Regions from separate parts of the Homo sapiens genome. Here region 2 is linked to region 1. A link is a loop called in an ENCODE intact Hi-C map of the cell type or tissue named here. Cell type or tissue: IMR-90. All regions are shown on one strand. Links, peaks and the distances in the headings refer to the core of each region. The heading gives the core; the rest is flanking DNA. Region 1 has its middle 40 kb from the start of LINC02176. Region 2 overlaps USP10 (ubiquitin specific peptidase 10).

Region 1 (12,267 bases), core at 1-8,000:
TGGTCAGTGTGTGCCGCAGCCCTGCCTCGCTTACCTTTCAGAGGCCAGATGGTCAGTGTGTGCCGCAGCCCTGCCTCGCACGTGCTGTGCCTTGGGGCTCCTGGTGGCATTCCAGACACGCGGAAATGAGAAGGAGACTCGAACACGGAGGCGCACACCTGAGCCGGGCGGCTGCATGGGCAGCAGCCCTCCAGCTTGTGTTTGTGGCTCTGCCGAATTTTGCTGCAATATTATTTGTATTCCTTATATTAGATTGTTATGTAGGCTCATTGTATAGAAGGATGACGCTTGCATTAAAACAAAACAAAAATATCCTCCAAATAGGAAGGTGGCTAAATCCTATCTTCTATTGTACATGAACTTGGCTTGGGTATGGAAGCAGGGGAAAATAGCTTGAAGGGTAGCCTGGGAGCCGCACACAAAAAGCAGGGTGCCCATAAAAAAAAGCACAAGCGCCCTACAGCATCTCCTGAGGAGCCTGTTTAAAACCGCAATGCCCCTCATCCAGCTGCTAATTTTAGCCAAGACAACCTGAAGACGCCAAGGGAAAATTGGTTTTCCGTGTGGCTGGTTCTGGGCGCTGAAAGCTGAGCCAATCTCTGAGCTCTAAGAGAGCGAGTAGCTCAGCGGTCAGGCCCGACAGGCCCATGCAGGCGGCTTCCCAAAAGGGCCAGCAAGTTTCCGAAGAAAGTTCTAGGCACAGCACATCTGCAGTCCAGAGAACTCCGGGTTTCCTGCCTGCTCTCCCCTCCCCATTCACCGAATATATGTGCGTCCCACGTTTCGTACATGATCAAGTTTAGTTGTGATGACTGAATACTTTGCTGCTAAACCAGATAGGGGCCTCTGATTTTTTGGTCCAACTTTTTGCTTTTACAGAGGTGAAGCTGCCTCGTGTGCCTGTTCCAGCTGTCGCTGAGTGCCTGCACCCCAGCCAGCCTCTGCCACGGGCAGCATCTGCACCATCTCCCCCATTCCCTGCTGAGAGGGCCTGGCTTCTGCAGGGTTGGTGGGTTCAATCTTCTGGGTCCCAGGGTCTACACCTTCCAGATCCTTCCAGTGGTATAACCGCTCCCTGAGAGTTGCTGGAGAAGGGGTGCCTTATTCTTCAAGTTTCCGGTATTTTGGCTCACCTAAAAATACCTTATTCTGCCTCACCTTTGGTTGATGGCGTAGCTAAGTACTTTTCACTCAGCCTGTTGGAGACACCACCCCACCATCTTCTGGCTCCCAGAGCAGCCATGGAGAGCCCACACTCTCCTGGCCCCTGTGCTGTGTGACCTAGCTTTTTTTTTTTTTTTCTTTTTTGAGATAGGTTCTTGCTCTGTCACCCAGGCTGGATCTCAGCCCAGACTGGAGTACAGCAGCGTGATCTCAGCTCACTGCAACCTCCACCTCCTGGACTCAAGCAATTCTTGTTCCTCAGCCTCCTGAGTCACTGGGACTACAGGCCCTTGTCACCACGTCCAGATAACTTTTTTGTATTTTTGGAAGAGACAGGGTTTCGCTATGTTGCCCAGGCTGGTCTCGAACTCCTGACCTCAAGTGATCCGCCCACCTCGGCCTCCCAAAGTGCTGGGATTATAGGCGTGTGCCACTGCACCTGGCCCACGGCCTCTCTTTAGTTCCTCGGTTTCTCAGGGTTGTCGACAAGGTGCCTTGGCCTCAGTTCTCCCGCTGGCTGTGCTGATGCTCAGTAGACTCCACCTGACACTCAGCTTTCTGGTTCTGGCAGACATTCTGTGTTATGTCTTTGGGAATCCCATTCACTCCATTTTTTTCTTAATTTTAAGATTGCATGTTGAACCACCTAGACTGATCCTCTGATTTTCTTATTACACACTCTGTTTTCTGGAAATCTTTAGCTTTGCTTTTTTTTTTTTTTTTTTTAGATGGAGTCTCGCTCTGTCCCTCAGGCTGGAGTGCAGTGGCACGATCTCCGCTCACTGCAACCTCTGGCCTTGCAGGTTCAAGTGATTCTCCTGCCTCAGCCTCCTGAGTAGCTGGGATTACAGGCGTGTGCCACCACGCCGAGCTAATTTTTGTATTTTTAGTAGAGACGGGGTTTCACCATGTTGGCCAGGCTGGTCTTGAAGTCCTGACCTCAAGTGATCCGCCCACCTCGGCTTCCCAGAGTGGTGGGATGACAGGTGTGAGCCACCACGCCACGCTTTGTCTTCTAGCTCTTCTGGATGTTTTTTAAAATTCAGGCTATGGTAGATTTAATTTCCAGAAGCTTTTTATTTTCCTTTGTGTTTTTGAGGAAACATCAGCCAGAGTGTCTTCTGCGGATGCCCTGCTGTTCCCTGTCTCTAAGGATACTGGGGTTTCGTTCTGCATTTCCCCTGGCTTCCTGGGTGGTGTACTCCCAGGCTCCCCACTCCGCATTCTCTCCTCTGCGTGCTCTCTGGCTTTCCTATTAGAAGCCCTCCTCCATGTTCTGCGTGAGACACCAGCCCACTGCCTGGCAGGGCTGTGTAGGGAGCCAGCTTTTCCATGAGGCGGCCCCCATCTCCTGACTGGAAGACTGGCTGCTGGGACTCGGTAGAGAAGGGCCCAGAAGCTTCGCTGGGCAGTAAATAGACCAGCTCCTCTCTCCTTTTCTGCCCCGAGTAGTGCCTGCTGTCCTTGACCCCGTGATCTTCCAGGAATAGCTGCCCCTCTCCTTTGGGGTCTGGGGGGTGGTACCTAGGAGTCTGACCTCCTCCTACAGAAAATTCTTTCCCCATCCTTCGTATCTGGGAACCAGCTGTCAAGCTCTGGTGTTCCTTGGTGCTCCCCCCACATCCCTGGGAGGCAGTGTGGCCAAGGTGGTCATTTCACAGGTGGGGAAATGGAGGCCAAGAAGCTTTCTGACATGCCCAGCTGGGTGAGTAACAGGGCTGACCTCTCACGGTGTCATCAGCCCATGCTCAGGAGAAAATTTCCCCCAAATACGACAGCGCTTCTTTATGGAAAACCTGCCTGTCCTGTGCTGATTTAACACGCACCGTTTCCCTTAACTCTTGCAATCATCACCATCTCATAGATGGGGAAAAACTGAGGCTGAGAGAGGTTGCTCGGGGCCCATAGGCAGCAAACAAGGATCGTATTATGTTTAACATGATCAGCACTAGCTCTTTAATCATGGTGCCATTACTAATGATGTGAGAAACTCTAACAGGGACTTTCCTCCAACTCACCTGATCATCCAGAAGCACAGAACTCCATGGGGGCCAAAAGCTGCCACTTTGTGGATCTGCCCACGTCACCGATGGTGGCCACATGGGAAGTGGGTGCCAGGTGAGGGACTTATCCTGCAGGGAGAAAACGGGTTGGCCCCTCAGCGTGTGCTGCATGACGGCCACCAGGGGGCGCCACGAGACAGCAAATACCCACACACTGCTCAGGCCGCGGGAAGTTCACCCATCGCTGGCCCATCTGCTCAGTAGGTCCACAGATATTTACAGAGCACCTACCGTGTGCCAGCAAGGCGTCTGCCCTCAGTAGACTCTAATTAGCTGGGTGCAGTGGCTCACACCTGTGCTCCCAGCACTTTGGGAATCCAAGGCAGGTGGATTACTTGAGGTCAGGAGTTTGAGACCAGCCTGGCCAACATGGCAAAACCCCGTCTCTACTAAAAACAAAAAAATGAGAGGGACATGGTGACTCACGTTTTTAATTCCAGATACTCGGGAGGCTGAGGCAGGGGAATCACTTGAACCCGGGAGGCGGAGGTTGCAGTGAGACAAGATCGTGCCACCGCTCTCCAGCCTGGGTGAACAGAGTGAGACTCAAGAAAAAAAGACACTAATACAAGAAATTAAATATGCAATTTGTAGACTGTGATTTCTGCTATCAGCATTGAGAAAAGGAGATATCCCCTATCAGGGTGGATATTGTGGAGGATGAGTTGTCAGGAAAGGGCCCTGGAGGGAGGTGAGGGGTTGCAGCTGCGGTTACCAGATGTGCAAAGGCCCTGGGGCAGGAAAGGGCTGGGTTTTTTGCAGTTTCCCTCCCTCAACATGTCCCTTCTGCACAGTGGCTCATGCCTGTAATCCCAGCACTTTGGGAGGCTGAGGCGGACGGATCACCTGAGGTAAGGAGTTCGAGACTAGCCTGACCAACATGGGGAAACCCCGTTCCTACTAAAAATGCAAAAATGAGGCAGGCATGGTAGTGCACGCCTGTAATCCCAGCTACTCTGGAGGCTGAGGCAGGAGAATTGCTTGAACCCAGGACGCAAAGGTTGCAGTGAGCTATCACCCCACTGCACTCCAGCCTGGGCGACAGAGTGAGACTCTGTCTCAAAACAAAACAAAACATGTCCCTTCCTTTCCCACCCTCAGCCTGTAACTTCCCCACTACAGCATCACATCTAACTGGGGGAAGGCTCATACTGAAGCTGTTCTCAGTCCCCCAAACCTTAATATGAATGAACTTGTTTTATTTAGGACAGTGGTTTTCAAAGTGCATTCCCCTCCCCGGACCGGGAACACCGGCATCACTAGGAACTTGTTAGAAATGGAAATTCTCAGCCCCACCCCAGACCTCCCCAGTCAGAAACTCTGATGTCCACCCAGTGATCTGTATTTTAGCAACATGCTCCAAGTTGAAAATCACAGCTTTCGCACCCAGCATTGGAAAGAGTAGGGGATTCCCTGGGTGGAGGGGAACAGGCTTTTCAAGCTCAATGCAACCAGAAACCACCAAATCTGGTCATCTGCCGGCTATTCAGGATCCCAGCACCAGCCTCGTCAGCTGCGAGGCCCGGAGTGGGTCACCTCCTGCCTCTGCATCTCAGTTTCCTTGTATGTAAAATGACAACAACTTCTGCCTCGTGTAGCTGCTGGGAGGATCAGCAATAATGAATCCTGAAGGGCAGGAGGATGCTTGGCACATAGTAGGTGCTCAAGAAATAGTAAGGATGGCCGGGCGCAGTGGCTCATGCCTATAATCCCAGCACTTTGGGAGGCAGAGGCGGGTGGATCACAAGCTCAAGAGTTCGAGACCAGCCTGGCCAATATGGTGAAATCCCGTCTCTATTAAAAGTACTAAAAAAAAAAAAAAAAAAAAAAATTAGCCGGGCGTGGTGGCGGGCGCCTGTAGTCCCAGCTACTCGGGAGGCTGAGGCAGGAGAATCGCTTGAACCCGGGAGACGGAGGTTGCAGTGAGCCAAGATTGCACCACTGCACTCCAGCCTGGGCAACAGAGCGAGAGTCCATCTCAAAAAAGAAAAAAAGAAAAAAAAGCAAACAAGAACATAACCAACCAAACAAAACCACGTCCATTTATAACAAAATCCACCAGAGTAAACATTTACAATCTCCCCAGAAAGTGTTTCATCCATGGCAGAGAGGCCTGTGGGATTTTAAAAGGCTGCAGCTCTTGTCTTTTAAAACCATGAACATCTTGGTGTTTGTCTAGAGCTTTTCTCTCTGCCTGGAGGTACTTTTCCGTCTGTCCTCGTTTCTCCAAGTAAACCCCAAGGAGGTGAGGGGTGGCCATCTCCCAGATGCTTCCACCGAACACACAGACACCCCACCCCAGGTCATCTTGGGTTAAGACTGCAAGCTGGTGGCTGAGACCTAGAGCTGCCCCCAATGGCGTTGATGAAATACCTTTAGTCAGTTGCTAAGATCTACGTATCAGGAGATTCCACCTTGAAATTCAGATTCATTGCCTCCCTGGGCCCCAATTCTTCCTGGCTGGAGCTGGAGGCTGTGCCTGCGCACACCCACCCAGGACAGCATTTCACTTTTAGAAAAATAATATATTGAGATAAAATTCACGTGATGTAAGAGCAACTAATTTAAACTGAATAAGTCAATGGCGCTTAATATCATCTATTTGCAATCTTGTACAAGCTCAATCCTATCTAGGTCCAAAACATTTGCATCATGCCCATTAGCAGCCAGTCCCTACTCCTCCTCCCCGTCTCCTCCCCCGGCCCCTGGCCCCGACTCGTCTACTCTGTTTCTATGAATCTGTCTGTTCTGGACATTTCATAGAAACGGAATCTTGCAAAACGTGTCCTTCTGTGTCTGGCTTCTTTCACTCGGCATTATGCTTTCAGGTTCTGCCCATGTGGTAGCGCGTGTCCAGACTTCATGCCTTTTTATGGCAGAACACGACAGCATCACGTGTTTGCGCCTGTATCGCCGTTATCCACCCAGTATCCCACAGCAACCTCGAGGCAGGGTGGGCCCTGATCCCACCTCCTTTTTGCCTGCTTTGGCCTCGCCCCCTCCTCTACCAGGCCTCGCTAGCTCACTGCCCCCAGGGCCGCTCATATTGGTGGCAAACGTCCTCTGAGGAGCAAGTCTCTGATGGATGCAGGCAGTCCCTGTGCTCACCTTCCTAGCTGGGTGCTGCATTTTATTAGAAAAAAATTTTTGATTTTTCACTTGGAAATAATTTCAGACTTACAAAAAAGTTGCAAATATAGCAGAGATTTCCTACATACCCTTTATATAGCATCCCCCTCCCTTTCTTTTTTCTTTTTTTTTTTTTTGAGACAGAATTTCGCTCTTGTTGCCCAGGCTGGAGTGCAGTGGCGAGATCTCGGCTCAATGCAGCCTTCCAGTTTCAAGTTGAAACCTCAGCCTTCCAGTTGCAAGCGATTCTCCTGCCTCAGCCTCCCAAGTAGCTGGGATTACAGGTGCTCGCCACCACGCCCAGCTAATTTTTGTATTTTCAGTAGAGACGGGGTTTCACCATGTTGGCCAGGCTGGTCTCGAACTCCTGACCTCAGGTGATCCAGCCGCCTTGGCTTCCCAAAGTGCTGGGATTACAGGCATGAGCCATCGTGTCTGGCCTTTTTGTATTTTTTTTTTAATTAGAGATGGGGTTTCACCATGTTGGCCAGGCTGGTATCAAACTCCTGGCCTCAGGTGATCCACCTACCTTGGCCTCCCAAAGTGCTGGGATTACAGGCGTGAGCCACCGCGCCCGGCCTAACCCCTGGGCAATTATTGAAACTAGGAAGCTGGCATGGAGGCACCACTGTCAACTCGTCCGCAGCCTCTTCCAGATCTCACAATGACCCGCGGGGCCCCCCAGATCCAGGCTGGCTCTCACAGTGCTCATGTCTCCTGGGACTCCTCAACTGGAGACAGTTTCTCAGTCTTTCCTGCCTAGCATTAGCCAGATATTTTGTAGAATGTTCCTCAATTGGGGCTTGTCTAACGCTCCCTTAGGAACACATCTGGGTTCTGCTGTGCCCCATCTTAAGGCCTCTGCTCCTTTCCAGGGCAAGCAGCTCCGGAAGGACGGAGTAAACAGGCGGGGAGCGCCAGCCATGGCCACCACTGTCCCCCATCACAAAGGTCAGGCTTTCTACCAAGAACTGGAGCTTCACAGGGGAAGGCGCTGAGTGGACAGGCACCACTTGTAGGATCTGCCTCTGCCCTGAGATGACTCCATCTGCCCCAGGAAGACACCGCAGGGCCACCTCTTTCTGTCTGGGCTCTCCACAGCCCTCCAGCCCCTCCTTCCCTGGGAGGCTGAGATCACAGCAGGGGCCCCCGTTAAGCTGGGGCTTATGAATGGTTGGTGGGCTGGGGGGCTTTAGAGATGAACTTCCCGCTGGGGCTGGAGGCTCTGAGCCCACCTTTGGGGTCTGGCTGGTGGGTCTGGGGACAACATCGTTGGGGCTGCCCTCCTGGCCCAGCCCTTCCTGACCTCTTACTGCTGGGGCCTGGGAAGCGAGGGCTGGGCTGGGATCGGGGTACCAGCTTCATCCAGAAGGAGCTGAGTACTTCAGCAGCTGGGCTTGCTGCATTGTGCATCTGTGATTGTGTGTGTGCGTGATTCTGTGTGTGACTGTGTGTGAGCATGATTGTGTGATCTGTGTAATCATGTGATTGTGTATGTCATTGTGTGTGACTGTGATTGTGTGTGCGCGATTGTGTGTGATTGTGCGTGACTGTGTCTGCGCGTGATTGTGTGTGTGCGTGATTGTGTGTGCGTGATTGTATGTGCGCGATTGTGCGTGATTGTGTGCGCGTGATTGTGTGCGTGATTGCGTGCTGGTGATTGTGTGTGCGCGTGATTGTGCATGATTGTATGTGATTGTGTGTGCGTGATTGTGCGTGATTGTGAGTGCGTGATTGTATGTGATTGTGTGTGCGTGATATTGTGCGTGCGTGATTGTGCGTGATTGTGTGTGCGTGATTGTACGTGCGTGATTGTGCGTGACTGTGTGTGCATGATTGTGTGTGCGTGATTGTGCATGATTGTGTGTACGCGATTGTGTGTGCGTGATTGTGTGTGCGTGAATGTGATTGTGATTGTATGCGGCTGCATGATTGTGTGCGACTGTTTGCAATTGTGTGTGTGATTGCGTGTGTGATTGTGTGTGATTGTGTTTGTGTGATTGTGATTGTGTTTGTGTGATTGCGTGTGTGATTGTGTTTGTGTGATTGTGCATGATTGCGTGTGTGATTGTGTGATTGTGTGTGACACTTTGTGTTTACATAAGTGCAGTTTGCATTTGTGTGTGGTTTTTATGTGATTTTGAGTGATCGTGAGAGATGATTGTGTGCACATGTAATTTTGCATGGCTGTATGTGTGTTTATGCAATTTTGTGAGATTATATGTCTGGTGTATGCGAGTGTGCTTAGAACGAGACTGAATTCAGGTCTCTGAAGCTCAGTTTCCAAACTGCAGTGGGAGAAATCTTGGAGACATGGGAGGTGCCCAGACCCAAGTAAGGTTAGGGCTTCCCCGGCTCTCCCCCATCACTCGAGGGGTTGGGGTGCAGGGCAAGTGGCTGTAACACCAGAAACAGAAACAGCAGCACCAGCAGCAGCTACCAACAGTCAAACCCTTAGCTCGGCCAGCTCCCAGTCCTCCCATCCCTCGTGTGCCAGCTCCTCACAAAAGCGCCAGGGAGCAGGAGCTGTGAGGGGAAAACCGAGGCTCAGCGTCAAAACCTGGACCCTCTAAAGCCAGGGTCTTTGGGGTTTTTTAACCTCTATTTATTTGAAAACTATTAAGTTCATGTTTTGAGCGGGTGGTACCCACGCGGGGCCTAGACGGTCTCTGAGCATGTTCAAGCTGACAGGTGCCTGTGCATGCATACACACATTTCAAGCTGACAGGTGCGTGTGCGTGCACACACACGTTTGAAGCCAACAGGTGTGTGTGCGTGCATACACACGTTTGCTCACGGATGTGTTTGTGCACGAATGGTAGCAAACATTCACTTTGCTGTTTTGCACGTCACAACATGTCTTGGAGATCTGTCCCTATCAACAGTCACGGAGCTCCATCCTTTCCTGTCCCTCACCGTGTGGCCACACCACACCTAATGGATGAGGCTCAGGCCCCCTTGGCTCTGTGGCCCACCTGGGTGGGCCAGCCCTGCCCACTCCCATACCCACACCCAGCCTGGCCAAGCCCTGGACCTGGTACGGGCCCTGAAAGGGAGGTCAGAGATGTCTTCTGTTCTCCTGGCCAGCCCTCCCAGGGCAGCACGTATGGGCCCTTGTCTTCCAACTCAATGCGCATTTGTACTTCCAGACTTGGAACAGATGCTTGTTAACTACATGAATGAAGAAATGAATGGCTACTTCTCACTCATTGTTCAAGGCCTGGCTCAGAATCCACCTCTTCCAGGGAGCCTCCCTGGTCACCCCTGGCAGGGTTAGTTCCCCTCCTCGGAGTCCCATAGGCCCACGCCCTCATAACAGCACTCAAGCCCCGGGTATGTGGTTGACAGGTGCTGCATCCGTCCCTGGTTCCTCGCGGTATCGCCTCCTAGCACGGCATAGTGAATGAACAGCAAGCACGTGCTGGCACAGGGTAACGGAATGACCCATGCCCTCTCGTCAACCCCACACCTGAAGCACACCTAAGGGCTCCAGATCCCACTGCGCCCCATGAGGAGGGGTGGGAGAGGTCACCATATCCATTCGATGGAGGAAGCTGAGGCTCCCAGAGATTCAGCCTGTCCCCTGAGGCTGACCCCACCCCTCTGCTCCGTGCCACCTGAATCTTGCTCCCACCGTGTCATCAGCAAAGCAACCTCCAGGTGCTAGGGGTGAGGATGCAGGTCACGGCAAGGGTGGGCTGGGGTGGGGGTGGGCAACACCTCCCGGCATCCTGGGGTGCTCAGGAACGCCAGTGTGGAGGGTGAGGACTGGTGGAGAGGAAGGGGACCCTCCGGTGGAGCTTGATTGGAACACACGCCCTGCAAGGGTGGAGGCTGGGGACTAACTGAGGTCCTTCAGCAATGGGGTGGGCTGCGGGGTGTTGGAAGAGACTGGAGAAAGTAGCCACTGCAGATGATCCGCCCACACCCACCCCTCCCAAAGCTGGAGCCTCTGTCGTGTTCTGGCCACGAAGTTCAGGGCCTCCTTCACCCCCCGTCACCTCTCCTTGGGCAGAGCGGGAGGGAGAAAGAACATGCCCAGCCAGGGGAAAGCTCTAAAGACGAGAAACTCCAGCAGAAGAGGAGATGATGACGAGGGGGACCAGCCGCAGGGCAGATAGTGAAACACAGGATGCATTTCGGGACTGGTCCTCGCCAGTTAAGGCGCACCGTGTCTGCCACTTGGCTTTCCTCCTCCTCTGCTCTCCAAGGGGAGCTCTGCCTTTCCCAGGCTGGTTCCACTTCTAGCAGAGTCGGGGAAGGGGCAGCGAGAGACAGGACCTAGAGAGGAAGGAGGGGACAGGCGAGGAGGCTGTCCTTTATGGCGGAGAATCCAGATTCTAGAGGAGGCCATGAGAAAACAAGCAGAACTGGAAGAAGAAGCTCCTCCCTCTAAGCCAAGCAAGGGCTGGGGGAGGCGAGGGGAGGAGGAGAGGCAGAAATGAGGGCTGGATGTCGGGGGCAGTTCTGGGTGACTGAAGGAAGGTTCTGGAGCAGAGCAGGATACAGGAGAAGCAGGGAGGAGAGGAAGCAGGATTTCGAGAAACGTAATTGTGGGTTAAGAGGTGGATTCCTTTCAATGTTCTAGAGACATGCAAGTAAAACCCCAGATTCCTTTCCAACCATTTTTGGTGACTGGACTGTGCACGTTTGTGACTCTCTCTAGACCGAGCTGTCTGGGACCCTAGCTCATATTCGGGTTACATCCATAAAGGCTGTCTCTACGAGGAAATTGTTAGGAAATTTTCTCTACAAGGCAGACATGAGCAGGTTAGGAAAGGCCCCCCTCCCCCAGGAATATCAGGAGACCCTCAGGTGATGGTCAGGCAGTTGCTAAACTGTCTCTAAAGTAACAATGGGCTGCAGCTGGCATCAAGGAACGGCAGGGTCCCAAGAGATAGAAACACCTGGAGGCCGAGCTTGGTGGCTCACACCTATAATCCCAGCACTTTGGGAGGCTGAGGAGGGAGGATCACCTGAGGTTAGGGGTTTGAGACCAGCCTAGCCAACATGGTGAAAACCCCATCTCTACTAAAAATACAAAAATTATCCGGGCGTGGTGGCACACGCCTATAATTCCAGCTATTCAGGAGGCATGAGAGTCTCTTGAACCCAGGAGGCGGAGGTTGCAGTGAGCCGAGATCATGCCATTTCATTCCAGCCTGGGCAACAGGGTAAGACTCTGTCTCAAAAAAAAAAAAAAAAAGAAAGAAAAAGAAGAAGAAAGAAAGAAACACCTGGAGCTGGTGATCGGCAGCTTCCTGATAAGATCCCAGGAGTGGGGCGAGCAGGCTCAAGCACACACACTAGGAGGCAAAATGGTGGAGTTTCACTTTCTTTCTTTTCTTTTTTTTTTCTGAAGCAGAGTTTTGCTCTTGTCGCCCAGGCTGGAATGCAATGGTGCTACGTCGGCTCACCACAACCTCTACCTCCTGGGTTCAAGCCATTCTCCTGCCTCAGCCTCCCAAGTAGCTGGGATTACAGGCATGTGCCACCATGCCCGGCTAATTTTGTATTCTTAGTAGAGACAGGGTTTCTCCACGTTGGTCAGGCTGGTCTCGAACTCCCGACCTCAGGTGATCCGCCCGCCTTGGCCTCCCAAAGTGCTGGGATTACAGGCGTGAGCTACTGAGCCCAGCCGGGGGGAGTTTCACTCTCACCATATGGCCTTCCTCTAGGAGGAGCGCTTGACCGTTCCAGTCGCCTCAGACGAGCATGCACGCAACTTCAGTAGACTCACAGTGCTGGCGGCCCCTTCTAAGTGCCGACAGGCCACTGCACATGCAGACAGCCCACCCCAGGGAAAAATCAAGGGAGGAGAGACGCAAACCCCAGAATCATGCCAACGTACAAAACCCCAAGTCAAAGGCTGAATAGAGCACCTGCATCTCTCGAAGCCGCCCGCTTGATG
Region 2 (13,347 bases), core at 5,348-13,347, 230 kb after region 1:
AAATTAGCCTGGCGTGGTGCCAGGCACCTGTAGTCCCAGCTACTAGGGAGGCTGAGGCAGGAGAATTGCCTGAACCCAGGAGGAGAAGGTTGCAGTGAGCCGAGATTGCGCCACTGCATTCCGGCCTGGGCGACAGAGTGAGACCCCCTCTCAAAAATAAAGAAAAGAAAATAAAATTCTCATGACTTCGAACTTAGAATGCACATTTTTAACAGGACCCCACCATGCATTTCTCATTATAGGTTAAAAATAAACTTTTAACTTAGTAATCTATATAAAGGCTTACACAATCTATCTTTTTTTTTTTTTTTTTTTTTTTTGAGATGGAGTCTGGCTCTGTCGCCCAGGCTGGAGTGCACTGGCGCCATCTCGGCTCACTGCAAGCTCCGCCTCCCAGGTTCACGCCATTCTCCTGTCTCAGCCTCCTGAGTAGCTGGGACTACAGGCGCCCGCCACCACGCCTGGCTGATTTTTAGGTTTTTTTTAGTAGAGACGGGGTTTCACCGTGTTAGCCAGGATGGTCTCGATCTCCTGACCTTGTCATCCACCTACAGTATCAGTCCTTGCAATAAATACATTCTGAAAGCTGTATTCAAGAAATCGCCTGGCCTGAGTGCGGTGGCCCACACCTGGAATCCCAACACTTTGGGAGGCTGAAGCGAGCAGATCACTTGAGGTCAGGAGTTTGAGGCCAGCCTGGGCAGCATGGTGAAACCCCATTTCTACTAAAAATACAAAAAAAGATAGCCAGACATTGTGGCATGTGCCTGTAATCCCAGCTACTTGGGAGGCCGAGGCAGGAGAATCACTTGAACCCAGGAGGCGGAGGTTGTAGTGAGCCAAGATCGTGCCTCCTGCACTACAGCCTGAGCAACAGAGTGAGACTGCATCTCAAAAAAAAAAAAAAAAAAAAAAAAAATCACCTGGCTTTAAAAAATATATATGAAGCCCAAAATAACGACGTCTGGCCTATCATTTGCTCATTTAAGAGAACTTCAGAACAACAAGAGTACCTGAGATAATGTATTTTGTATAAGGAATAAAATACTCTTAAAAATATATATACATTGCTTGCTATCACCCTATTGCCACCCAAAGAATGTGTTTTATTTTTTACACAATTCTGACCATCCATCGAAGGGTGTGCATTTGGCAGCTTGCTGCTACATCCTGGTAATGAAGGGTGTCAGGTGTTCCAAAAGGTCACATCAGAAAGTATTACAGAAAGCCTAAACCAAACAGCTTATTTTAACTTGGCTACTAGGGTGACAATCTGAAGATCTGGTCACCAGGCTTGGTGGAATCCAACCTGATGACACAGCTTCTGCTTCTTAGGTACGTACAGTCACGCGCGGCGTAACATTTCGGTCAACAATGAGCCGCACGTATGATGGTCCCACAAGATTCTAGTGGAACTGAAACGTCCTGCCGCCTAGTGGCGTCTTGATGCTCCTGACCCTGTGCAGGCCCAGGCTAATGTTTGTGTCTTACTTTTTAAGTTTAAAAAGTTAAAAACAATTTTTAATATGAAAAAGCTTATAGGAAAGTAAGAATAAAAAGGAAGAAAATATTTTTGTATAGCTGTAGTGTGTGTTTTAAGCTAAATGTTCTCATGAAAGAGTCAAAAAGTTTAGAATTTTTAATTTAAAAGTAAAATAAAACGTAAAAAAGTTACAGTAGGTTAAGGTTAATTTCTTATTGAGGAAAAATTTGTAAATCAACGTAGTACAGCCTAAGTGTTGACTGTTTATAAAACTCGGCTTTGCTCAGTACTGTCCTGGGCCTTCACATTCACTCAGCACTCATCACTGACCCATCCAGAGCCACTCCAGTCTTGCAAGCTCCATTCACGGTGAGTGCTCTATACAGGTGAAGCACTTTTCATCCTTTATACCATATCTGTACTATATTTTTTCTATGTCTAAATGTGTTCAGGCACACAAATACTTAGCACTGTGTTACAACTGCCTACAGTATTCAGTAGTAACACGCTGGACAGGTTTGCAGCCCGGGAGTAATAGGCTGCACCACCAGCCTAAGGCTCTACCACCTGTATTTGTGTAGTACTCTCTGATGTTAACACGCACATCTCGGAACACATATCCATCTTAGTTAAGCAACACGTGGCTATGTGAGGACACATACCTCTTTCATACCCTGCTGCATTTCTGACTTCCTACTGTAACTTTTTAAAAACAATCTGTGAATTATGCAGCTTTCTATTTTTATTGTGAATTGTTTCTACTTTGGAGCCTTAGCACTCTAAAATAAAACATTAACTTTGGGCTGAACCCTTAACATTTTTTTTCTCTTCAAGAGCTGACCTTGGTGTATCAAAATTCTGAATAAAATCCATTTACTCAATCCAAAAAAAAAAAACCATGTTATTTCACAAAATGATTTCTTGTATCTTAAGAAATATAAAAAAGGAGCACACAGTGAGTACAAATCAGGATTATCATACCAAAGGTATATCACAGAAAAAGTCCATTATACATTCATACCGTGGAGCAGAATTACTTGAACAAAAGGCAAGAAATGGAAATGTAACTTGTCAACAGAAAAGAACTGCTAACAGACATGGATCTTTCACTTAACATAAAGTTACGACAACCCTCTCCTCCCATTTGTTTCTATATTATCTTACTTTTAGAGAACATTTAAGACATAGGCATCCTTCAGACGTTGCTATTAACACACAGGTAATCTGCCATTGTTATGGGTAACACCACAGTCTATAAGCCCAGTTGATGAGGTCTGCTCCCATCTTCACTCTAGATTTGTATCTTTTCAACTATACCTGCAATCTTTATGGCTACAGGATCCTCTGAAACCGGAACAAGCCCTTCTTTGACTTCAACCTGCTTTTCAGAAACCAGGGGAGATATGGCGGGAGGGGAATACTTAGTTTCCACATAGGCCACCGGCGAGGAGGAAGAGGGCTTAGAATCATGAAAGAGGCTGGCCCAGGACTTGGGCTGGCTGACAGGAAGGGTGCCTGATGCAGAGCCCGTGCCGTCAGCAGGAGGTGATGCACTCTCGGGTTTGGTTGGGTCCAAGTCTATGCTTTCCGTGGTGTGCAACTCCACCCCGTTGGTAGCTGTGCCCTCACCCGAGGATTCAAGTATTTGTCCATTAGCAACTCCAAGGTTTTCAGTAGTATCGGTACCAACGCAGGGCTGAGCCCCAGCTGTCCTTGACAGGGTGTCTCTGCCAGCCTCTGCAGGGAAGCAGGACTGACCAAAATCAGCCCCGGGGCCCCCCTCTGGCTGCCCTGCAGTCCTGGTGTCACTGCCGAGTGCTCCGGGGAAAGGACTGTCAGGCACAATGTCACTGACAGAGTCTGTGGAGTTCTGGGGGCTGTTACAAGTCCTGGGCGTAACTGACGGGGGCATGTCACCCATAAATTCTGCATCCTCTGCACTGACACTGTTCGGGACTGCTGAATTGGCATGGCCATTGACCAGGGCTTCTGTGGAGATACTATCATCGCCACCATCTTTCAAATAGCTGTAATATCCAGGTGGCCGCTTTTTCTTCTTTTTACGCTCCCTTTGTCCAAGACCACCTGAGACACCATCATTTTCCAAAACTTCCGCCTCCACATTAGAACTTCCATCCAAAGCGAGGGCAGAGCCTGGGTACTGGCAGTCGATGGAGCCATAGCTTGCTTCTTTAGTGATACCATCAGGGGTTATTTTGGAAGCTGTACAACCGAGAATAAATTCAGGGGCCTGAGGGTTCAGTGTGCTTGAAATACTGTAGCTGGGGGTTCTCGGCAAAGTGTCACTGGGTTCAATGACTTCATCGACACCAAACTCAATTCTCTGATATTCTTGTCCTGTTTAGAAAGAAAACTATTAGTTAAGAACCCAGTTCTACAAACTCTAAGTACCAGTAATTACTCACTTTCTCTTTGAAAATAAAAACCTTAAGTTCTCTTCCTAATCAACAAATCTATTACGTCCTTTACTTACGCTGAACAATTTGCGGAAAATGAAACAACTATAAAATTATTATTTAATTTGGGGATATGAAAAGCAGAAGCCTGTACTTATCTTTCTAGCTAAGGAAGGCTTTCAGAAGGTAGAAATTAAAATAAATTTGTAATAAAAAGCAAGTAATATTTTGCCAATTTTAAAAATACCCCCCAGTGGAATCTGACTTTCTTATAGCTGCCTTATGCCTGAGATAAAGGAATATGTATTTTGGACAACTTAAATTTTAAAAGATCATGACAACTAACTTAGGGACTTAAAACATGGTTAAATCAGCTTCTGTAGTTAACGTGATTTGATTAATTCCAAAAACATGAACTACGCAAAGAATCCTATACATACTGGATAGGAGAAATTAGAAAGTATAAATTTAAAAACAAAAAAAAAAGATGTCAAAAAAAGATTCAACAACAACAACAACAACAACAAAGAATCCTATATATAAAAGCGCACTTCAGAGCACTCTTCTGAATTCTCTATCTCTTGGTCTCCTCCGCTGGTAACCTTCAATTAAGTCTGAAAAATGGCCCTGACATGAACACATGCAAACGTCCTCTAAATAAATTCACACTGGATTAACCCCATGGGTGGTAAAGCCTTCCAAAAATACCAAAAGAAAAAGTTAGAATTGTGAACTTTTAAATATCTCTTGGGAAGCCTTCAATACTTCCTTCCCAGTTAACCACAATCCACATAATTCATTCCTGCTAAGACAGACGTATTTTTATAGTTTACACCTCTGAAATCAGGTTAAGTTTTAGAATCAATTGTGTCTTTCAACAGAAATCAAGCATCAATGTCACCTTATATTTGATAAAAAGTTACACATTTTGAAGTTAAGGGAAGGACACATGCCTTATATTTCATCTTTAATGCATGAAGATTTCTTCCAGGCTAGCATTAAGGGGCCAATTTTTTTTTCAAGGCATCTATCTTAAGAAAAGAAACTAATACCCAAAGAACGGTGTTCTACTGCGGAGAACTGAATATATTTTACCTTGAAAGGACCCCTAGAAATCTTTTTGTAGAAGAAAAAATACAGACGCTGAGAGGGGCCAGTTACGTGCAAGTGAGTGTGCAGGAGGCTGGAGCTACACAGCCTCCCGAGGCCTCCTGAATCTTCGTATGCTTTAGAATCACAGCCCCCGACTGTGGGGGGTGAAGGGTGGTGGCAGCACAATCCTGCCCCAACAAGAGAAAGTTCCTGGAAAAGAACACTGATGACGATTACACCTAACAGCAAGTTTATGCATGAAGTCACGACCATCTAATTCCTTTGGCTACTATTTATTTTTTGTTTCCTTACTTTGAAAAGAATATCAAGGGGAAATGAATTTATTATCATATGTAGGGGCTGGCTGTTCATTTTGGTTCCATACATCCCCTATTCCCTGATGTTCTGGGGCCGTCAAGGCTCCCCAGATTGAAACGGGTGTGCCTGGGGCGGAAGGCTCCATGTGGAGCCTGCCCTTTGAAGGCTGTGAAATCACATTAGAAACTAGAACGTGTTGTGTCATTCAGCTTATGCAAGACTGATTATTTCTAAGACACAGATGTGCTGTACACATCTCAATTCTCAATCTTATCAGAACATAAAACATTCTAGAATGTGATGTAACGTGAACAGAACCATTTCAGTATGTTATAATTAGTATCAAACATTTACTCAATACCATGTTTGATCATCTCACTAGAAGGCAGATTCCTAGCCAGCACAGTTCCTCTTCTTATGGAGGAACACTCACAATGGACGCCATGTGCCTTGCACCGCATGGCAGAGAGCTCAGAGCCCAATGTGCCAGGCAGACGAAGTGCAGGACGGCCTGCACGCTTGGCTTCAACAACCCAATCAATACATTAGGAAGATGGAAACTCAATACTCAGGTAATGCAGGCAGAGGCTCTTAAAACCACGAATCCTAACACAGCATTTCTCCAAGGCTGCTCACTGCAGTACATGCAGTAGAGAGGACTGGACTACAAGGCAGGGGGCGAGGGAGGGAAATATACAGAGATTAGTGACACAAGGGCCCTGCTCAGAGAGTTCACATTTATTAGGGAGACAAATACAAACAACTGAGAATGAAAACATGGAGGGAGGGGAGAGAAAGCTGTGAATAGCTTTAGAAAAAGGATTCTTCTGGATGCAGGAAACAGTGATCAACTTCTATCAGAAACTAGAGAGGTCAGTGGAACTTGATGGATCACTGAATTGCTAAGGGCAGGGTGAAGGAGTGGTATCTCAAGCTTTAGGAACATCTAAAACAGGCAGTGCTTGAGGTGAAGGACAACCATTCACCTTGATGTGATTATTACTTGTTGTATGCCTGTATGAAAATATCTCATGTACCCCATACATATATACACCTATTATGTACCTACAAAAATTAAAATATAAAAAAATTAAAAAACACAAAAATAGAAAAGGCCGAGATCTAAAAGGGAAGCCACGATGAGGTGCCTCTGCAAAGGGCTTGCTGCAGCTGGAGGTAGTGGGAGGGAGCAGAATAAAGCATCCTAAACCATTCATCCAACAAATGTACTGAGGGCTTACAACATTCCAGATACTACAGGCGCAGTGACAGACACAGAGAAATGGATCCTGCCATCAGCAGCTGAGCAGGCTGGAAAGAGAGGCAGGTCCATGACAGTGCCCACAGGCTCTGTACAGTCGAACAGGCACTGGAAGAGAAACTAATGTCATGGAAACACAAGATACCCAGAAAGGCTGCAGAGAAAAGCAGGCCTGTCACTAACTGTGCAAACTGGTGGCAAGATTCCAGTCGTGTTTTTGGCAGAAAAAAGGCAGGACTTAGAGGGAACAGAGTAAAGAATGGAGAAAAAGGGCCAAGAAGCAGTCACTGAAAAGGGCAGGCAGGCTGGAAGGAGGGAGGGGGAAGCAGAACTCCAGAGGCTGGGGGAGCTGGTGGTGCCCACTGCACAGGGAGGAGGGTGAACTCAAAGAAGTGATGTGCATGGGAACATCATGGGGCATTTGTAAGCACTGGTTCAACATGAGCAGCATGCTCACCACGTGCAAAGCACACAGTGACAGAGGAAGTCCCACTGACTCAGATGTCTGAGAGGTTGACATCAGCCAATTAAAAGGTGGCTCAGGAGGCTGAGCAGCCCGGCTTCCCGGTCCCTCAAGCTTCATTCATTTTATTACTTGTCCTAAGCTATTGTTAGATCTGCTCTTTCCCTTATGGTCTCCCACATTTCTTATAAATCTAAAATTTTAGATATAATCACTCCCTGATGTTACTGGAGATAAAACGTTTGGTTAGTCTTTTCAAGGCTTCTATTGAAGCCTAAATTGTAATTAAAACCCCTTTCATAAGTCTGACCATGCTAACTGAACAGGGAATCCAAACCTCTAACTCTCAAAGAAAAAGTTTGGCATCAGTTTCCTGGAGGCCAGTAAGGGCCTTTAAAGTGATTCAGATTGAAAAATGATCTCGACAAGTTTGAATTGTGCAAGGGCAGCCTGCAATCAATAATTAAACAACCTTGTTGGTATTCCAACGCTGGGTACTTAAGCAATACAAAATCATTGCATCTCCATAAGCACCATCTCTGGCAATCAGCTTAGTGCCTGTGATGGAGACCCAAAAAAGTAACAGACCAGGAGGTGAAGAGTTGACCTGAGTTCCCAAGAGTCAGCGACAGACCAGGACATGAATGTGAACTGCAAGAACAACAGATGCCAGCTGCCCCTTAGTTTACAAAGAACACAGGCTCAGAAGCTAGCTGGCGCTGGAGCCAGCAGGCTGCTTAGCAACAAGACCCAAAGTTCGCTTCAACTCCAGCATGTGCTGATGAAGAGTAACATACCTGTTGCACTCAGAACTGTTAGGAAAAAAAGAACTCAACAACCATTTCCTAAACTAAATCTTACATGGCTGGCACTCCGAAGCACAGGATACGCTTTAAAACCAATTCACTAGTCAAAGTGATTCAGCAATTAAATACATTACAGTTTACAGCAAAAACTTCAAGCTACAAAGAAATGTTTATTCAAATGGGAAACAATGTTTACAGGTAGCCTGCCCACCCAGCACGTATGGCCAAATTCCCTTCAGGGAAATAAGGAGAGAACTAGCTTACCATCAGGTAGTTTATCCACAGCCTGTGTGCCACACAGAACTGTTCCACTGTATGGAGGAAGCTGCACAAGGAATCAGAAAACAAATTTTAATTCAACAAAATGTTAAAACCAACGCTTACCATTTAATTAAGGCAACAATTCATTAAAACTCTTAATCCATACAACTTTGCATGCCGTTACTTCTAGCAGAATAACATACATGAAGAGTCAGTGCAATCTAAATCATCTTCATTTAACGAAAAAAACACAATAGAAATGCTTTCAAATATTTATCACTATTAAACAGATCCGAAAATGAAGCCAAAAGGAATAAAAATGAACTCCAATGGACATGTAAATCAGCTACAATGAAATGCTTATGATACATCCTTCTTTCCACAGGATGTCAGTGACTGACCATCCAGACCACAGACACTTTTGTTTGTGCACTAGCGAAGATGACTCTTCCTGACTGCACCTCTTATTCACGATCACTACATTGCAACACAGCCAGTAGAGGCTGGGACCAGGTCCATGGTCGGAGAGCAGAGGAAAGCGCACTATAAACAAAAAGCCTGGTGACTGCAGCTCCCTTTTTAACACAGTGCCTTAATTAACTACATTAACAGCTAGAAGTCACATTCCTTGTTTGGCAGACAGAAAGCAGAATGGGAACTGTCTGACTTCTTTGTAAAAAGCTGAAAGGTTATCTCAAAAATAACTTAAATTTTTCTTCTTCCTAGCTATTCCATAACATTTATTTAAGAGTTGGAAATGCTTCCAATGGACACATTGGGTGTAAGAAAGTTTAGGAAGGGGCAGGGCATGGTGGCTCATGCCTGTAATCCCAGCAATGAGGGAGGCTGAGGTGGGTGAATCACTTGAGGTCAGGAGTTCTAGACCAGTCTGGCCAACATGGTGAAACCCCATCTCTACTAAAAATACAAAAAATCAGCTGGGCGTGGTGGCAGGCACCTGTAATCCCAGCTACTTGGGAGGCTAAGGCAGGAGAATCGTTTGAACCTGGGGGATGGAGGTTGCAGTGAGCCGAGATCGCGCCACTGCACTCCAGCCTGGGCAATAGAGCAAGACTTTGTCTCAAAAACCAAAACAAAACAAAACAAAAAAAAAACAAACCCTGTCTCTACTAAAAAATACAAAAAATTAGCCGGGCATGGTGGTGGGTGCCTGTAGTCCCAGCTACTCAGGAGGCTGAGGCAGGAGAATGGCGTGAACCCGGGAGGCGGAGCTTGCAGTGAGCCGAGATAGTGCCACTGCACTCCAGCCTGGGCAACAGCACAAGACTCTGTCTCAAAAAAAAAAAAAAGGTTTAGGAAGAAAAGGGGTAAGGTAAGCAGAGAGATAAACTGCTACCTGAGGGCAGAACAAAAGAACAAAAAGACATTCTGGTGCAGCACTTCCCAAAGTCTGTTCACTGCAGTACAAAGGCCAGTGCAGGAACGGCCCTAGGGCCGCAAAGTTCAGAGGCTCCTAGGTAAGTCTCATGCCCAATACTGTATGAGAGCTGCTGCTTGATTGGCTTCCTCAGCTGAGTTCTCCAATGAGATCTCAGCACACCAATTCAATAATCACAGCAATAAAAGCTTCTCTCTGCTAGTAACGCAGTAAGTTCTCTTCCCAGAGAATTATGACAAACAGGAAAACACAGGGCAATTCAAAAGAAGCCAACACCTTCAGGAGTTGACAGCTGCACTTATCTCCACCACCAGGGGGCAACCTAGTACGCATCACGTTGACACCCAGAAGAAAGCATTCTGTATGCTGAGATGGGCTACACTAGCCTTGGCACCCGCAAGGCAAAGACCATTCCACACACCAGCATTGATGCTGGCAGGCACCTGGAGCAGAGAGGTGGGTCTATAAGGGCAGTGGACACAGCGGCCATGTGTGTCTCAGGAAGCCTCCATCTCGTTCAAAACCCTCTGTGGTCAAAGAAGACAGTTTAGAAACTGATACATAGAATGCCCTCTTTTTCTGTTAATGACACTAGGATGCCCCCTGGTGACAGAAAGCTGTGTTATTTTGAGGCATGAAAAGTGTTTTGAATCACTCTATTTTTACACAAAATTTATTGTAACATCAAGAAATCATCTTTTTCTGAGTCAAAACAGTTTCATCACTATTATATCAATGTTCTCTTCACACTTCCCAGTATTCTGTTCTGCTCGGGGAAGAGAGAATGCTGAAGGAAACCTCCAGACCCGAGAGACTGCAGCAGGCTGGGAAGACGCACAATTCAGAGAAGGGACCTCTTCACCCATCCACTTCACAAGGCAGAGAGCTGTTAGAACCCTGCTCACCATCTTCCGGCTGTCCCCTTCCTCAACATTCAACCACGGGGTGTGAACACTCACTCAACTCCCAGCCACTCCCACAACATGCAGAAGAAAACCCCAGCAATCGGGAAAAATACACAGATGACGCTGAGGACAAGCCAAGTGGAGAGGCGGGGCCGGTAATGCCAGGTGGCGCTGACTGAGGGTGGAGAGGCTGGAAAGGCTGGACCAGTGACACCAGGTGGCACTGACTGGGCACTCAGGGTGTGCCAGGCACACATCCTGCTCCTCAACAACTCTGGGGAGGAGGTCCTGTTACTGTGGCCCTCTGACAGATGAGGAAGCCAGGCGACACTGCCAGCTTCAGATGAGGAAGCCAGGTGACAGTGCCAGCAGGTGACACTGCCAGTAAGAGGCACAGCAGGGATCTGGTGAGACGACCACCAGCAAACTCCCAGATGACACTGCCACCTTCAGTAAGCATGCTCAACACACTTACTTTGATTTGCTAAGCTGATAAAAGAGCGCACCTGCAGGAATGCCAGATGGGTTGTGGCACTGTGGAAATGTGTGTGTTTTATTCCACAGGCACACAGCACCTTTCATTCAGCAAACCTCCCTCACACATCAGATGCACTTAGTCTGTGGTAACTGGGTATCTAAATACACAACAGAATAAAAGTGCCAGGATGGTTCGAAGTTCACTCATTAACTATATAACTATTTGTAAGAATACAAAGTTCAAAAATCAAAGCAAAGACATAAAATTCCCTAGACAAATGCAAAGTGAGCAAGGGAAAAAACTGTCATCTATTAATAGTTATGCTAAACGCACAGTGTGAAAACAGTGCTGCGGCCTTGTGAAAAGGATACCTGGGCCCGTGGCTATAGGAAGGTCATGTTCTGAAGTCTCCCTCTGGGCTACCTGTGTGTTCTGCTTTCCGTCTCAAAGACTCTCCTGAACCACAAAGCCCTCCTTTAAAATCCCATTAAGATACCAAATTAGGCCGGGCGTGGTGGCTCACGCCTGTAATCCCAGCACTTTGGGAAGCCGAGGCGGGCAGACCACGAGGTCAGGAGATCAAGACCATCCTGGCTAACCCGGTGAAACCCCGCCTCTACTAAAACCACAAAAAATTAGCCGGGCGAGGTGGCGGACGCCTGTAGTCCCAGCTACTCGGGAGGCTGAGGCAGGAGAATGGTGTGAACCCGGGAGGCGGAGCTTGCAGTGAGCCGAGATCACGCCCCTGCAGTCCAGCCTGGGCGAGAGAGCGAGACTCCCTCTCAAAAAAGAAAACACACCAAATTAAGAACTGTCTCTACTCTCTACTCTCCATGAGTACCCACACACACCCACACCACACACACTGCCCACTGCCAACACTATGTCATCGGGGGCTTATTGACTCAGTCATGGTTGGGATGTGTGCTACTTCCAAAGCTGAGATTCTGGAAACTAAAGAATGGTGAGCATTTTCTCTTTCTTTCTGAACATAAATAACAGGATTACGACTGAGGTTTAAACATGCTTATTAAATAAGGTGACTGCATTTTTTCCACTGGAGAAAATAATTTTTAAATCACTGGAGCACAACTCTAGAAAAGATGCCAGCTACCTTTCACCTGAATTCGTTTCTCCTGATGCCACTAAATTACTAGCCACCTTATCTTGCCAGTGGCAAGCTGCCAAGCAAGCAAACTAAAAGACAAAGCAGCCCTCCGCTGGCAGGAGGCGCTTCTGCAGGAAGGCAGAATGCTCTTTCATCTTAACATCCCACATTTCTTAATTTTGGTTTTTCAATTCATGGCCCCAAGTAGAGAAAACAATATTTTATCAAGCTCCTAACAACGGAGAAAAAGCATATGAAAAATTCGACTAGATTGTAACTCATGCCACAGCCACATGGTAGAAACACTGCATGTTTGAGCGGCAATTATGTTACCTGAGAGATAAAAGGCCAAACTGTGCTGTAGAAGTGACACGCCCTCCCCTCGCCACTCACACACCCACAGGTCCAAGTGACACGCCCTCGCCACTCACACACCCACAGGTCCAAGTGACACGCCCTCGCCACTCACACACCCACAGGTCCAAGTGACACGCCCTCGCCACTCACACACCCACAGGCCCAACCACATGCCGCCCCATGAAAGTGAGTTCCTGTGTAATCATGTGCTATTATAATTCAGATTCCTGAAGATTGGGGAAAACAACTCCATCCGATTATGTTAATTAGCCTGCATTTCCCTTTTGCAGGTTACTGTGATTTTGATAAACTCTTTTTATACCCCTCCAAACTTCACCGTATGTTAAAAAATAAGAAAAACAGAAAAGCCCAAATAAGCCCACACACACTACGAGTTCTGAAGCTTGAGCTCATTTTCATGAGACACAGTCACGTCTTCTGTGAATAAAAGGTTTGGCATAACTTACCATCTGTACCCTTTTCATCCATTTCTACTAACATCTGTTACTCACTAGTTATCGGACCATACATTAGCTGATTTCCCAACATTTCTGTGACGTGAATAAGCATTCTGCATTTTTTCAATTTAAAAAACAAAAGAAAGAGAAAAGAAATGGGAGGCCCAAAAGGAAAGAACGTGCCCAAACCCTCCGAGCCTGTGGAAGTGGCAGAACTGAAGCGACCCCAGGCCTTCAGACTTGAAATACGGTGCACTTTTCACTTTCCTATCACATGAAAACTCAAGTTTTTGTCTACTCACTTGCAAACAGGTACCCACCCATCCACATGTGTACACACTTGAGAAAACCTGTAGCAACTAAAACGTATGGTTACATCAGTGTGATGTGGGAAAAAATACAAAATCCCCTTACTTAAAAACACACACACCACACACACACACACACACACACACACACACACACACACACCACCCGGGCCTGGCAGCACACACCTGTAATCCCAGCTATTCAGGGGCTGAAGCATGAGAACCCCCCTGAG

What was found. Peaks named below come from ENCODE experiments on the same cell type or tissue, not always from the same donor. Only the 100,000 strongest peaks of a DNase experiment are listed, where the experiment ranks them.
Region 2: a loop joins it to region 1, with 5 times the contacts of the local background. A loop is called at or near these places in 11 of 110 quality-filtered maps.

Annotation. Positions count from the first base shown.
Region 1 is chr16:84,961,802-84,974,068 of GRCh38, reverse strand. No RefSeq gene overlaps it. Among named protein-coding and RNA genes, the nearest start is that of LINC02176, 40 kb to the right of the region's middle. In IMR-90, for the core only: a CTCF peak has its summit at 3,344 (motif pointing right); DNase peaks (open chromatin) are centred at 1,348 and 3,368; H3K27ac peaks cover 1,310 bases.
Region 2 is chr16:84,735,127-84,748,473 of GRCh38, reverse strand. It overlaps USP10 (ubiquitin specific peptidase 10), which reads right to left. Exons shown (of 14, transcript NM_005153.3): 3 at 8,105-8,165; 4 at 2,801-3,841. Among named protein-coding and RNA genes, the nearest start is that of USP10, 42 kb to the right of the region's middle. RefSeq lists a silencer at 8,477-8,771 and enhancers at 9,733-9,782, 11,112-12,077, 12,078-13,043. In IMR-90, for the core only: CTCF peaks have their summits at 8,490 and 9,804 (motif pointing right); DNase peaks (open chromatin) are centred at 7,063, 8,553, 8,903, 9,823 and 1 weaker place; H3K27ac peaks cover 952 bases.